2 separate regions of the Mus musculus genome follow, and region 2 is linked to region 1. The links are chromatin loops, found by intact Hi-C in ENCODE. Cell type or tissue: left cerebral cortex. All regions are shown on one strand.

The links. A loop is a pair of places that touch in the nucleus more often than their neighbours do. Peaks named below come from ENCODE experiments on the same cell type or tissue, not always from the same donor. Only the 100,000 strongest peaks of a DNase experiment are listed, where the experiment ranks them.
Region 2: it touches region 1 in a loop (2.0-fold over the local background); 2 of 42 quality-filtered maps call a loop at or near these places.

Annotation. Positions count from the first base shown.
Region 1 is chr10:34,033,680-34,041,679 of GRCm38, forward strand. Trappc3l (trafficking protein particle complex 3 like) reads left to right here and starts at 3,918. Exons shown (of 7, transcript NM_001162937.1): 1 at 3,918-4,009. Calhm4 (calcium homeostasis modulator family member 4) reads right to left here. Exons shown (of 2, transcript NM_001081165.1): 2 at 5,105-8,000. The coding sequence ends at 7,827. In left cerebral cortex, CTCF peaks have their summits at 446 and 3,093 (motif pointing right); DNase peaks (open chromatin) are centred at 426 and 3,099; H3K4me3 peaks cover 524 bases.
Region 2 is chr10:34,203,564-34,211,563 of GRCm38, forward strand. Dse (dermatan sulfate epimerase) reads right to left here and starts at 3,672. Exons shown (of 6, transcript NM_172508.3): 1 at 3,517-3,672. In left cerebral cortex, a CTCF peak has its summit at 3,221; DNase peaks (open chromatin) are centred at 3,359, 3,615, 4,084 and 4,444; H3K4me3 peaks cover 1,606 bases; H3K27ac peaks cover 1,395 bases.

The sequences.
Region 1 (8,000 bases):
AAATTCTATGCAGCGGCCGTCGATTTTCTAAATTGGCTAGATTTACTACACATCTTCCAAACACTTTCCTCAACCCATGCTCACTGTATCCTTGGAACAGGGTCTCTTTTGACACTGGTTGCAGGGACCTAGCACAGGAGGCCAGGTGAGAGGATGTGAGACAGACGTGCTGGCAACTGTCGCCTAGGTTTCATTCCAGTGTGGGGGAAGTCCTTGATCCACCCCCAAAACGTCCAAAATTGAACTGCGATCAGAAAAGACAGCGATCCGAGAGGAAGAGCTCAAAAAAGTCCAATCTCAGACTGCTGGCGTCTGGGGCAGCCCACCCTGTATGCCGGGGTGCAGCTAATGTAGGGCCTGGCCACGCTGCCAGCTGGAGACACAGGCGGCAGTTGGCGCATAGGAGAGGAGCACTCCGGAATCAATGGCCAGCCACGCGGGGGCGTAAAGCTGCTGTGCAATGCAGCTTCATTCGCATGCCCCACCCTGGTATCCAGGATACTTCAGAGAAAGCTCAAAGGCTAGGTTCTCTGATGGCAAAAAGGACAGCATTCTGTAATAATCGTTATCGCTTGTTTTGCCTGTAATGACCTGCTTTTTGCTTTGGGGGACAGAAGAACGATGCTTTGGGCTTTATCTTCAAGGGGGAAAAACTCTTCTCGAGGAATTTCAGTTACTTTCCTAAATAAATACGCTTGTTTCTTAAGTGACTTCAAATAAAAGAATGGCAGCGTAGTCTTTCCAATAGCAAGCCCACTTGATGTATGAAACTTATATGCTCCATAAAGTCCCACAGAAATTGAGAATCTTGAGAATCCTTGAAAAATGACAGCCAAGGGTTACACAGTGAAACCCTGACTCGAAAAACAAAACAAAACCAACAACAAATTATATATATATATATATATATATATATATATATATATATATATATATATATATATATATATATATATATTTGCTGGCTGTGGTGGTGCATGCCTTTAATCCCAGCAGTTGGGAGGCAGAGGCAAGTGGATCTCTTTGAGTTTGAGATCAGCCTGAGCTACAGAGTGAGTTATAGAAGTAGAAGGCTACACAGAGGAAACTGTGTCTCAAAAAACCAAAGGGAATAAAAAAGAACCATATATGATGAAATTGGATTTATAATATACAGTTCTGTTAATGCTAACTACCTTTTAAATTATATTTGTAGCCTTAAAATGAAGCCTACAGGTCCAGAGTGATATATTTCCACAATGCCAGTACTGAGTCAGATGAGGCAGGAGAATCATTAATTCAGTATAAGTCTGAGCTATACAGTGAATCCTAGTCTGAAAAGAGACAGAGAGATGGAAAGAGAAGTATCTATGGATCCAATAAAGTTAATATGAGCTCTTATTTTTGCAGTTCTTGTCCCCTTAAAGTTGGACTACATTGTATTTTATTTACAAACTATTATAGAGATAGATAATATATAAATGATTGACAGAAAGATAGATAATTGATAGGTAGAAAGATGATAGTTCAAAGAGCAACAGTTTTGCCTAAACTGGTCAAGGGAAGATACAATCTTGTACTAGACACACCCTTGAAGAGGTCTTGGATTCCTAAACTCTTGAGATGAGTTGGTATGTGCCACCATCATACCACACAATCACCACTATAATAAATTTCTATAGACTCTGTGGTTTTAAGAAATGCAAATTTGTCATCTTGTAATTCATAAAAACTATATAGAATCCTTACTAGTCTGACACAGTTCTCTGTAGGTCAAAATAAAGATGTCGGCAGGGCTGTGTTCCTTCTGCCGGCTCTCAGAAAGAGTCTACGTCTTTGCCTGTTTGTAGAGGATGCCCACATACTTTAGCTCATGGCCCTGTTTGTCAGGGATGATGGACACTCAGTAATGACTCTTTCTTCTCCTGTCTGGCAATACCAAATTGAAATATTTCCTCCAGATTACAGGATCCACAAGACTCGGAGTTTAAGCAATTCAAGGATCCCAGGAAACCTCTAAACTTACCTGATTCACAAGACCTCTCCTACCCAAAAGTTACATAAGCAGTAAAGATGGTGCAGAAAGATCCAGGGGTGGAGGCTCTGTGAGTCGTCACCCATGTGGACCGGGGCTTTAGGGTGATGCACTTCCTATGAGCAACCCCTCACCTATAATCCTATGAGCAGTTCCAATAAATTCCTTGGCTTGCCAAGTTGAACTTGGTAGAATTTTTTGGTCTGTTTATTGTTACTGCCCTGTCTGTGTTGAGCGGACATAGTTTGTGATTCCTTGAGAGTAGCCCAACATTTTCCCTGACTGATTCCTCCTGTGGAGAAATGACTCGAGACTCTACAGGACTTGATCTCCTCATCTAAAAGTACTCGTGTCAAATCTTCCAAGTGTCTTTCCCATCAAAATAACACTGATGAATTACAAGGACTAGAGTCTTGGAATATAAACCCCGTGGCATGTAAGTGTGTCTGTCCATATGTTTAATTTTGAAGGAGATTTATTCAATATAGATTTTCGCAGAACTACTCTTCAAATAAGTCTGTGTTCCAAGTAGGAGTTCACTCAACAACTCTTACAACTTAATCATTCTTTCCTGTCTCATACAAAGGAAAATTAAAGTTCCAGAGAGGCTGACATTCATAAGGTCATATGAGTAATGAGTGACAGTGCTTCTCTGAACTCCATGTTAACCCTTCATAACTATGGCCTTCTGAAAGAAACAAGATTATAGTGCTGTCCTGGACCTTTCATGTGTGTGTGTGTGTGTGTGTGTGTGTGTGTGTGTGTGAGAGAGAGAGCGAGAGAGAGAGAGAGAGAGAGAGAGAGAGAGGTGGGAGGGAGGGAGGGAGGGAGGGAGGGTGGGAGAGGAAGAGGGAGAGAAAAAGAGAACCTGAGACTCCAGGACAGGGGTGGTGGTAATTCTGAAAGTGTTTTTTTCAAGTTGGAAATATTTGCGTAGATTTACTGATGGAGCATTTCAAACCCCTCATGTTGCTGTTTTAAATGTCTTAATGTTTGGAATGCTTCAGACTTCATATCTTTGTAATGCTCCATATGTACTGCAGTCACCCACTACAGATAGTGCACATACTCATAGAAACCACTAGGTGGCAACAGAGGAAACCATACATGAAAGCTGCAGTCTCCCTAGATGCTGAGATTAAAGAAGATTCATCATTCTTGGAGTTTAGAACAGCCAAATGAGTTCCACTAAGGACGATGCAGTTCACCCGTTTAGAACCACCGTGCGCTATTCCATCCAGGGTCACATCTGTAGACATGTTAACTTCCAGTTCACACAACCAGTTTTAAACCTGCCTGTTTCCCAAGCCTGGCACTCTGCTCTTTCTTGATCGCATACTAATACTTGGTATGCTGCATGTTGAACCTAAAATTGTGTCTATGCATTTGTGGCTTTTTGAGCTAGAAAACATATTTGTACTCTGCATTCAGAATGCCGTTAATTAGTTATATGATTTAAAAATGTAAAGGTCTGTTTGTGTTTGCCTTTTAGTACAAACTAGATGCGAAAGAACAGTAAGCCCACGCTGTTGTTTCTTTTTTCTTTTTCTTTTAAAAAAAAGAGTGCAAGAGAAAGTGATATAGATCTCATTGGACTGGAGTTGCATGTGGTTAGAAACTACCAGGTGTGGGTGCTGGCAAAAGAATGCAGATCCTCGGGAAAAGCAACAAGCGCTATTAAACCCTGAGCCCCCACATGGCTGTTTCTAATTGCAGTCATTACCTTAAATTTTTAAACAAAAACACAGCTGGAATGAGTACAGAATCAAGGAGAATGATGAAGCATAAGTAAGGTCTGTGCAATTCAGCTTTGCTAGAGTAAAGGAGTCAGAAACAGCCAGAGCTAAGCTTTGGGTTTATTTTTCTCCTGGGAAGGCGGTGGTCTGAATCCTGGTGGAGTAGTGGAGCAGACAAAGGAGAAGTCAGCGAGTCTATCTCTGCCAAGCCACAGAAATTGATGTGCCAGCCAAAAGAACTTGGCAGCAAAAATACAAGGTAGGTGTTAGCGCATATAATTGATTTTAATTATATGCTTTATAATTACCTAAACCCATTAAGCATAAAGGAGAGGAAGGCCATGTTCTTTTTTTTTTTTTTTTTTTTTTTTTTTTTTTTTTTTTTTTTCCCATTTTTTATTAGGGATTTAGCTCATTTACATTTCCAATGCTATACCAAAAGTCCCCCTTACCCACCCACCCCCACTCCCCTACCCACCCACTCCCCCCCTTTGGCCCTGGCGTTCCCCTGTACCGGGGCACACAAAGTCTGCGTGTCCAATGGGCCTCTCTTTCCAGTGATGGCCGACTAGGCCATCTTTTGATACATATGCAGCTAGAGTCAAGAGCTCAGGGGTACTGGTTAGTTCATAATGTTGTTCCACCTATAGGGTTGCAGATCCCTTTAGCTCCTTGGGTACTTTCTCTAGCTCCTCCATTGGGAGCCCTGTGATCCATCCATTAGCTGACTGTGAGCATCCACTTCTGTGTTTGCTAGGCCCCGGCATAGTCTCACAAGAGACAGCTACATCTGGGTCCTTTCGATAAAATCTTGCTAGTATATGCAATGGTGTCAGCGTTTGGATGCTGATTATGGGGTGGATCCCTGGATATGGCAGTCTCTACATGGTCCATCCTTTCATCTCAGCTCCAAACTTTGTTTCTGTAACTCCTTCCATGGGTGTTTTGTTCCCACTTCTAAGGAGGGGCATAGTGTCCACACTTCAGTCTTCATTTTTCTTGAGTTTCATGTGTTTAGGAAATTGTATCTTATATCGTGGGTATCCTAGGTTTTGGGCTAGTATCCACTTATCAGTGAGTACATATTGTGTGAGTTCCTTTGTGATTGTGTTACCTCACTCAGGATGATGCTCTCCAGGTCCATCCATTTGGCTAGGAATTTCATAAATTCATTCTTTTTAATAGCTGAGTAGTACTCCATTGTGTAGATGTACCACATTTTCTGTATCCATTCCTCTGTTGAGGGGCATCTGGGTTCTTTCCAGTTTCTGGCTATTATAAATAAGGCTGAAAGGCCATGTTCTTAATGAAAAAAATTTACCCAGCTAGCTGCTGAACAAAAGAATACATGAAAAGAGGGTGGGGTATCGATTTATTTCATTTGAAATAGATGATACACAATGCAATAAAATATCAAGTATATATGCTATTATTCATGCATTCATATAGATGCTAGGAATTCCTCAGAACCATGTAAATCAGGAATTCCCCATCTCCTTTACCAAAAAGTCATGGCCACGATTAACTGGCTCAGAAGGTAAGCTTTCTCTGTTTGAGTTTGTTGAGGAGAGGGCTTCAGAAGCCGTCAGAGGCTGTTTCCTATTGTTAAGTCCTAAGCAACTATTAATCTTCCTGGTGATGTAACACTATAACTTCATACATTCTTTGATTGTGCTGTTAATTGAAAACCTTATTGAAAAGTCTCTTTGTGGTGAAGGTCCTGAAAACTAATAAACCAATTCCGAGTTTGGTGAGGATGATTCATTTACTAGTAAGTCAGCACAGACGAAATTATAAAACTCTTGGCTCAGTAGAGACAAAGAACTCTCAGCCTCATGGGAATTTTGAGAATAAAATGGATGAGACATTCCCTGTTCACTGACTTTCCTATTGGAGGGAACTGAGTGGCCTTCTACTATGTACATCTACTTTAGCTACTTTTTCAACATTGCTTTTGTAATATTGTATCAGCCCCAGTACACAGTAGATAAAGTAGAGCTACCTTCCCCAGGCCACCTGAAAAAAAGTCACTCTTAATGTTCTTCCAAAAGCAGAATGCCAGTTGATGTCTTTTAGAGAAAGCTAAAGATACAACTCAGTGAAGAGGCAACATAGGTCTACTATCATTCCAGAAAAACTGTATACCAGTGCTTTTCAACCTGTGTGGCACGACTCCTTAAGAGTTGAATGACACGTTCACAGGGGTCACCTAAGACCATTGGAAAACACAGATAGTTACATTATGATTTGTAACAATAGCAGAATGACAGTTATGAAGCTGCAACACAAGTAATTTTACTGGTTGGGGGATCATCACAACATGAGGAACTGTATTAAAGGGTCCCAGGATTAGGAGGGTTGAAAACCACTGCTCTGTATCCATTGATTAACCTACATAACAGTGAATATAAACATTTTATCAGATTATGAATTAGCTTCAGTAGTTCATTTGGTTCAGTTCCTTGACTTCCGCAAGATAAGGCATCATTAGTTCTGCTTTACAAATCAACAAATTAGGCCCCATAGAGATGGTCTGACTTTCATAAGGTTATCATTGGTTGACAGTGAGTTCAGGACAATTTCCTGGCCAAGCAAAGTGTCACACTAAGCAATGTTCTATCAGGGAAACTCCTGAAAGGATTTTGTTTTCTCAAAAATCCCTTCTTACTTGTTTCTGTCAAGTCAAAGCTCCCAGAATTTGACACAAAATAGAACCTCTCATAACTGTATACAAATGCATCAATAAGAAATTGGTGGCATTTTAGATAATCCAGTTAGTTGATCTCCTTGAAAGTCAAGATGACCATCAGCAGTTGGTTCTCTGGCAATCAAAAATAATTTTGGCTAAAGAAGTAAATAAGCAAAAACCCTGAGGTCCCTCGCTGGGCCCAGGAGCCAGGTGCTTAAGTGAACATGACAGAAGTCAGGTTTGAAACAACTCTAATCAAGACATATTTTCTAATGTCTATCTTGCCCCAGGTTCTATTTATTTATTTTTAAAATTATGTGTATGTTTCTCTGTGGGGTTATGGTCCTGTGAGACAGGTACCTGTGGAGGCCAGAAGTGTTAGATACCCTGGATCTGGAACGTCAGGTAGCATGGGCCACCTGACATGGGTATTATAAACCAAACTCAGGTTCTTCAGCAGAGAAGTATTTGCTCTTACCCAATGAGCCATCCTTCCAGCATCTCTCCCTCTCATTGTGTCTGCTGCTTTGAGTTTGAGAAACAACTAGAAATTGTAAAACTTCATTCCTTAGGTCCTTAAAGAGGTTTGGGAACATAAAGGAACAATTTGACAAGGAAAAGTTACAGTTGGGACCCCTGTTGTGGATCATAGAAGGGAAGCTTTAGAAAAAAGTTTATAAGAAGTTGTCATAAAGGCACCCCTACTGTGATGCTGAGAATAACCAATAACCAATAACTAATAACTAATAATGATAATGTGATGATCGATCCACCATCTACCATGAGCACAGCGCATTACTCAAAACCTTCCTCACTGTACCACTCCAGAAAAACCACTTCATTCTACCTTCCTCTCTAGTAAGCCAGATGGAGAAGGTAATAAAAATGTATTATTTAAATGAAGACAAGGAGAAAACCTAAAATTAGATCAAGGACTGATAGGAGGTGGAATTAGAAGAGGATAGAGGAAAGTGATGCTGGTTTGTGGTCACCATATGAAAAGCAGAGTGGTAAATGTTTCCTGCCATCACATTTAATCTCAATAGCTCTCTGAGGGAGCTATTATGGGCATAGGACAAAATAGCACTCCAAATTATTGATGCTTGCACCAGTATCGAGCCGAGCAACACAGCTAAATTCCAATTGACTTAAATTCCCATGCCCATACAAATTGGACGGTCATGACACAACAGTCATCATGAGCATGTGATGGAACTGTATAAAGATGGAGAGCTTCTCACTCTATATATTGATTTCGGAAATAGGACTTTGGATGGACTTCTGTCCATAAGTGTCAGAGAGAAAAAAAAGAAAGCGGTAGTACTGAAACTCTAGCATCAGAAAGAAAAAAAAAATCAGGCACCCTGAACTTTGAAAGGTGCAGCTCTCAAGGTTTCATTTCAATACCTTCTTGTCTATCTTCCTCATTTTCCTCAACCACCCTGTCTCCAAGGAAGCTATAGGGACCCTGTGAGGTGTCACCCACACATAGAAGATTGGGTACAGAGATTTCTCTCCAGTCCTGACACGAAGGGATACGAATATGTTTGATGTCTTCACT
Region 2 (8,000 bases), 170 kb after region 1:
TTCGACTAACTTCCTTTCTCTGGACAAGAACCCATTCAAGTAGCACCTAAAATCTGAAATGCTTCCTCATGCTACTGAGGCATCTTGGAACCTTAAGCCTTTAGCCAATGACCTTTGGCCATCTTAGATGCCCACTTCTCCCTCATGGACCCCCCCATCCCCAAAATATATAAACCTTGAATCACCCCAAGTAAAGTTGATCTGTCTCCCTGTATCTGGTCTGCCTGACTAAATGCTTATGAGTTTGTAGATGACATTTTAGTAAAAGTAATGACCCACTTGTATCACATTGCTCAATACTTTCTGGTTTGCTTCTATTTCTGAAATATTTCACCATCAGCTAATCAAATCTCCCTTCTACATAATATTGAGCTTTGAAATATCAACAAACATCAAGAAACAGCCCTTGGCTACATTTATTTATCATACACATAGAAATATCTTCTTCTAAAACCAAGTCTAATGTTTAAAAGACAGTATCCATTTAGAATGGGACAGTAGGTGGCAGGCAGTGGTAGCACACACCTTTAATCCCAGCACTTGGGAGACAGAGGGAGGTGGATTTCTGAGTTCGAGGTCAGCATGGTCTAGAGTGAGTTCCAGGACAGCCAGGGCTACACAGAGAAACCCTGTCTTGAAAAAAACAAAACAAAATTAAAAACTTTTTAAAAAGAATGGGAAAGTAGTGAAAGATTTTGGAACCATCCATTTCTATTTCTTGCTACTAGCAAACAGCTGCATGCAGCGTCTCAGGTATCTGGGGCTCTGCCCTCTACTTCCCGCTCTGACACTCATTCATCATGTGGAGTTTATGGGAAGATCATTTCCCTTGTGAGTACACTGGGTTTAGACACCAGCTTCATTCCCATGTCCGTCCCTGACTGCAGGTATACAGATCTGGGTTGTCTAGTTTCAAACATCTGCTAGTAGTTTAGTGACCTCCAGAGAGTTTTAGTCTACAAATCACGATAGGAAGAGATAATGTAATTCCAATATGAGAAAAACTCAAGGCACTAAATATAGTAATAGGAAAGGTCCTGTCCTGTGTCAGATACTCTTTCAATAGGGTTTGTTGATCACAGAAACTCCTCAGGTGCCTTTCCCTCTTTTAGGATGGCAAACTCCCAGCCCCTTTCTGGGATACAGTGAAGCATTCACTGACACAGTTCCCACCGTCACAGAGGCCTGCCACAACACAGCCTAGGACAATAGAAGGGAAATGCACGTTAAAATGTTTACTATACGTAGAACTAAAACATCCTAGTGGCTGAAAAAAAAAATATTTAAGCTAGACTGTAATTAGTCCTTGGCAGATTTCTTTGACTGTTTTGAAAACAAAGATTCTCAATGAATCCACATATCCAAATTATTTCCCCTTTTACTCCACTAGTTAGAATAATAATGTTGAGAATTATGTTTCTCTAATGCAACACGGAGGAACCAAGCAAGAAGAAATAAAGAGCAAAATAATCTATCACAAGTAATATAAAGAAATGAAAAAACAAAACAAAACTTTGTTTCATCCCAGAATGCATTTGTCTAAAAATTGTCTCAGAGACTGAAATAATTTTCTATACTAAGACAGTACTAAGGTTCTGTGAAGGATGGCCCTAGGTCCCGCCACAACAGCACTGCAACCTCCTGCCCCCAGACACACACACCACTTATCTCATTGAAATGGACCACTTCAGCTGATTTGTGAACTACTGCTAAGTACTAGTGCAGACACATGCACAAGAACTACTCACTAAGATGTGACTGATTTAACTGGGAGAATCCACCGACTTCTTATCATGGTCTTTTTCTGGGCTAAAACCCCACCATGCAGATTGTATCCTGCTGTCAATTTCCCTCCTTGTCAAGGAACTTTAAAAAAAAGTCTCTTTTACTGAATGATTTCACTGTCTCTTTTTAATCTGGATATTAAAATGTACTTTGTAGACCAGTGTTTTCGTATAATTATTGAAACTAAGACTGATATCATGTTCTGATAATGACTAAAGGACTCTGCCGACATTCAAGTCCTCCATATTGCTTAGTCTCATATTCCTCTTTCTACAGCCAAAGACACTCCAAGAAAGCAGGGGCTGTATCTCGTGTACCCACTCCCTGTCCTAGTAACCCACACTCATGCTTTTGGTTAAGCCCTCAAGGAGTGTCACTATAGTAAACACATGTTAAATCCAAAATTTTCTCCCTTTTCAGTAGAATAGAATTTACTACCCCCCCCCCAAAAAGACCACATTTGTACAGGATTAAAGGAAAATAGTAATGTGTGAACAAATAATAGGGTAATCCTGTTTTATTTTTCCCATGCACGTTACATTTTGTAGTTCTCTCTAGTAGTATAGTCCAAAATCTTCTACAAAATTTTGGTTTCATAAGGGGTAGAGATGGCTCAGTGGTCAAGAACTGGTACTGCTCTTGTCCAGGACCAGAGTTCATTTCCCAGCACCCACATTAGGATGCTCAGAGTGTAGCTACCATACTAACACATCTAATGTTCTTCTGACCTCTGCAGGCACCTGTCTATAGTCCTGTGCATATACTCCCAGACAGACACATAATTTTGAAGTGACACTAATGAATCTTTTTTTTAACTTCACTAGTACTATCATTTATTAAGAAGATGTAAAAGCTGAAAAGACAATTAGTAAAAGTGAAAATTCTGTAATGTGAAAGAATATGAAAATATTTCTAGAAGATTCTACCTTCCTTAAGATATTGTTGATTAAGCAGCAATAAACACCAAATGTTTTCAAGAATCCACTAGAAAATCTCTAGAAACCAACGTGTCAGTTCCTGACCTAAAGAATTCCAGGTGAAAGAGGCCGGCCTCTTGCATTGGAAGCAAAGGATTAGGTTATGAATGCCAGCTGGCCTAAACGGAGGCTGTTGCCTCAAAGGAGAGATGAGAAAGTTCTCAGTTCACAAAGTTAGCTCAGATCCAGCCTCGACAGATTCTGAGCCCATGTGGCATCGCTTACAGTGCTCCCCAGCCCGAGTCAAGCCCGCCTGCCGGGCCCCCGATTGGCCCAGGCGGCCTCGGGTTGAGGTTGCCCAATCACTCTGGGGTGTTGGAGTGCAGGGGCGCTGGAATCCTGTGGCTGGGGGTGACTCAGAAGCAGCTTTCTGGGCGTTGGCGGTCCGGAGGTCGCACAGGCACAACCAGCATGGGAGCACACGACCACTACCATCCCTAGATAACTGGTGTAGCATAGGAAGGGAACGCAAGGGTGTGCTATCTCCAAACCTCTGGAAACTCGGGAGCACGTCCAGTCCCCGCCATTCGCTCCTGATCTCGGTGCTGCTGTCTGAGCTGGGTACCCGGGTAGGAGATCACGGAGCCAGCAGAGCTGGCCCGAGATGCTCAGTCCACAGGGAAATCGACGCGCAGCGGGGGACGTGGCTCAAGCTGGTCCGTAGGGACCGGTCCAGTGTAGACCCATGGAGCCACAGGAGGGTAGCTTCCTGGAGCGTGGCCCAGAGCAGCGCCCAACCCAGCCCATCACTCACCGCTCCGTCCTCCCGGGCGTCCTCTCTCTGCGTCCCCGTGGGGCGCCGGGACTCCGGACCCCTGGAGTCGGGCCCTCAGCTTGCGCGCCGAGCCATCCGAGCTCAGGGCGCTGCGCCCGGGGTGCGCCGCTGCAGCCTCTAGCCGCCGTGCGGACTGGGCGGAGACCGTCGGCGGAGAGAGGGGGGTGGGCCGCGGCAGGGCTCTGCCTGGGGCGGAGGAAGCCGCAACGTCAGCAGAGCCCGGGAGGCGAGGATGGGGAGGGGGAGAGCGGGACCCCCGCCCAGCCCAATCCGGACCTCCGCACGGGCTCTCCTCCGGCGCCCCAGATCACGGCTCCACGCGAGGCTCTGCCTTCCGGTCGCTGCGGCCCGGACCCCACAAGACACCACAGGACCCCACAGAACCCCAAGCACCCTGCCCTGCCCTGCCCCGCCCCGCCCCGCCGCTTTGGTTCCTACAGCTCTGATTTCTCCTGACCCAAGAGCTTCAAGTTCCACTCTGGAATCTCACCCAAAGGAAAGATAATTTCTGGAGGCCGGGGGAGGAGGGGCCGATTCGTTTTTTAAAGCGCTGGAAGAGGAAAGCCGAGAATTTAAAGAATCCCACTACCAAAGCTAGCGGCCAACCCCCTCTCCAGGCTCCAAAATAGTTACACTCCCGACGCCTCCCTCCCTTCCCCCCTTTCCTGAATCAGTTTTACTCTCAAAGAGAAAGGGGAAAATCCACCTAATCCGAAGCAGTTGTCGCCTAGAATGGAGTTGCAAAATACAGGGAATCCTACCGCAAGGAACCCTGTAAGCTGAACTGATTTTAATCAGCAAAGATAAAGGATTGGGGGAAGATCCTTTAGAGTTTGCAGTTCACAAAGGAAACTTTATCTTATTTCGTGTGTGTGTGTGTGTGTGTGTGTGTGTGTGTGTGTGTGTGTGTGTGTGTGTGTTTGTGTGTGTACGCGCGCGCGTGAGAGAGATATGCACCCAACTTTTGTTTATTCTTTCAATGAAATGTAGCCATCCAATACAAACTCTAACCGGTCCAGGGTTGGATCTCCTTCCTCAGAGTTAAAGAGAATTAACCTACTAGATTCTATGAAAAGGCAGCTTTTCGAGAGACACTTACCCGTTCGTAAGAATGGGCGGTTTTACTCAACCCTGTTTGCTAACAATTGCTCGGAGTTCTGACAGACTATGGAGACCCAAGGGCGCTTCCAGGCAACCACACTATTAGGAAAAGTTACAGATTTTGCAATCAAAAGTGGCTCCTCACCACGGATTAAAAAAAAAAAAAAGAAAAAAAAGAAAAGAAATACTACTGTTAGGCTTTTAAATGCTAACTCAGATAAATCACTAATTTGCGTTAACTTCCTGATATTTGGACAGGCCTGTGGTGAGAAAGTTCTAACCAGAGTAGTACTGTGAAGCAGTATTCAAATCCTTACTTTTCAGTTTACTGAAAGCTAAGCCACCTTCAGAGGCTGTGTCTCATCTATAGCATATAATTACTATAATACTCCATGCAACAAAAGATACAAATGGCTAATATTTATTAAAAGTTTACTGTATGCCAGGCCCTGTGTTGAGGTATTTATTTTAGTAGAATGAATTGTATCAGTGCCTAGCTGTAGTGTATAATTCTGAGTTAATTTCCACTTGTCTTCTCAAATCAGAAAATGACTTGAGAGAAAGCAAGATGTTTACCTACTGAACTTCCCAATGAGTAGTCTTGTAGTCATGGCCTCTCCCAGCTAATATCTTAGAATCATAAAAGAGTGTTCATACAGTCTTTGGAATGGAACCCTACACCTGACTGATGAATCAGGTGGTTGATCATAATGTGCAGACAAGACTGAAGGTCTTTTTTTTAAAGGTAGTAGTACCCACATTTACCTATTGATTGATGTCACTGCTCTGGAAATCTAGCTATAGCTGACACTGACTTGCAAAGATCCCCATGATATGATACCTCTCAACAGATTTACACATCTGCTTTCTGGACTCTATAGGCCTTTTTTTTTTTAAAGATTTATGTGTATTTTTAATTACATGCACATGGCTATCTTTCCACAGAGACCAGAAGGGGGACATTAAATCACATAGAATTAGATGGAGAGTGGTTGTGAGCTGCCCAACCAACATTGGTGCTAGGAGCCAAACTTGGGCCTTATCCAAAAGTGGTATGCCTTTTTGGCCACACTCTCCAGCCCCAACATGCCTATTCTTGACTCTGCAGGAGAATGCTTCAGTTTGTCTGAGTACATATCCATCTCTATTATCTTTTTCCTTGCCCAGTGTCCTTCTTAAAATCCCTAGAACTGCATCCAAAGTTTCATTTAAAAGTCACAGTGGAAAGCTGTGTACCTGCTTTGTTCAGAAGTATATCCTTGGAGCATTTTCTGTTGTTTGTTGTTTCCATAGCAAATGTTTATCAGAGGCCTTCTTCAACCTACATTCACTACAATTTGTGTCCAACACTCCATCTTATTCTATTGAGTTCTGTTGTGTTAAATTTGGCTTAGTCTTTAAGCTTGTTGCATGTTCTGTATTACTAACATAATGGTTAATTCCACCACCCAATTGAACGGAAGATCTGTGTCCTTCATCATCATGTAAGTTGCTAATCTTCTGCTTCCAGCTGACACTGAATTTGGATGCTCTTGCTGAGGATTTTTTTTGGGGGGGGGGTCCTGCCCCCTCCTGTCCCACTCCTTCCCAAAGCAGAAGGTTTAAAATTTATTTATTTTATGTATGTGAGTACAATGTCACTCGCTTAAGACACACCAGAAGAGAAGATCAGATCTCATTCTAGATGGTTGTGAGCCACCATGTGGTTGCCTGGAATTGAACTCAGGACCTCTGGAAGAGCAGTCAGTGCTCTTAACTGCTGAGCCATCTCTCCAGCCCCTTGCTGGGGATTTTTGTCAGGGAGGACCCACATTATCTGTGCATGTTTACTTCTCTTGTCAAAAGACACCAAGCATGGGACATTGGCATGGCTTCCTGATAGTTAGAAAAGGACCCTCCCAGTTGAGAGAGTCTCAGAAAGTAATCCAGTCCTCTCCCATGCAGCTTCAAATTCATCATATAGTTCCTCCATCAGAAGTCCACTCTGCTGATGTAGCAACATTGACAAAAAAGGAAGTGACTACTTAGTGAATTCTTGTTAATTCTACTAAATTGTTTCTTCCTTTTTTTAAGTGACCAGATGTGACTTTGGTAACAGATGTATTCATCTTTCACTACTTCTGTGAGGTTTCTGGTCTTGGGTTTAGAAACAAGCTTTTATTTACTTATTTTTGTTAATTTCACCTATACATGTCCATCTTTAGCCTTTCTGCATTCACTGCCCTTTTTGCTGGCTCAAACTAAATGTCCTTAGCATAAACTACTTGCTGAAGTGTAAATGCTTCCACAAGCCTTAGAGAAATAGGTAAGATTCTTACAAGCTCTTTATTGCTCTCTGTTTGCAGTTAACTCAGGTCAGTGTGTGTGTGTGTGTGTGTGTGTGTGTGTGTGTTTAATCCATTCACTGTAGACAAGATACGAAAAGAGAATAGTTCTTCTCTTGATATCCATTTATATCAAGCAAAGGCACTCCTTTCTTGCTAGTGTTTGAACAAAATAATTTAAGATATATTCTTTCATTGTCCTTGTTTTATTCTTGTCTCTAGATGAATACATGCCTAACAAATATCTCACGAGCTACAGGTCCATGATTTCTACTCTTATCTTGAGTTTAATTCACTCAACTAAATTTAAACCTGCTTCTAGGGTTTCACTGACCAATCTGGGTCAGAGACTTTGCTTCAATTCTTGCAACAGGTCTCCTCCTCGGGTCAAAATTACTCCATTTGTAATTGTAAATTGTGTTATCATAATAAACCTGTGTGTTACCTCATCCTTGGGTCATTTGCAAGACAGCATCACTTTTGACTGTTGGAGCCATACTCACCTGTATGTCTATGAGTTTACCCTCTCTATTTCTAAGCATCTGGTCCCAGCCAGACAATCCTCCCTGTCCCCCTGACCCCCACCCCACACACACATACTATGGCTTTTCTAGCCTTTTTCACTTGGGCCTGACTTTGCCACTCCTGATCTGTTGTTCTCCTATCAGCCTGCTCTGAGGCTGCTAATTCATCCCACTCAAATTTTCCTGAGCTTTGTGTTCATTGTGACAAAACTGAGACAGCCACTTACATCCACAATCATATCACTTCCACTCCATGCTGAGTCAACGTGATACTTTGATGTACAGTTCTTCTCCCACTACACATTTCACCAGGGTTCTGCTAAATGCTTAAAGGTGTCAGGCAAGTCCATGAGTGTCTTACTTTGTCCTCACAAGCACAGGTGTCAACATTATGCCATCAAACTGGTGAATTATAGCAGTAAGAAAAGAGTAACCATGTATCTGTAAGAGCCCTACAGTGCTAGGGGCTGTTGGACCAGAAACAAAAACAAGAAAGCAAAGAAACAGAGATTCA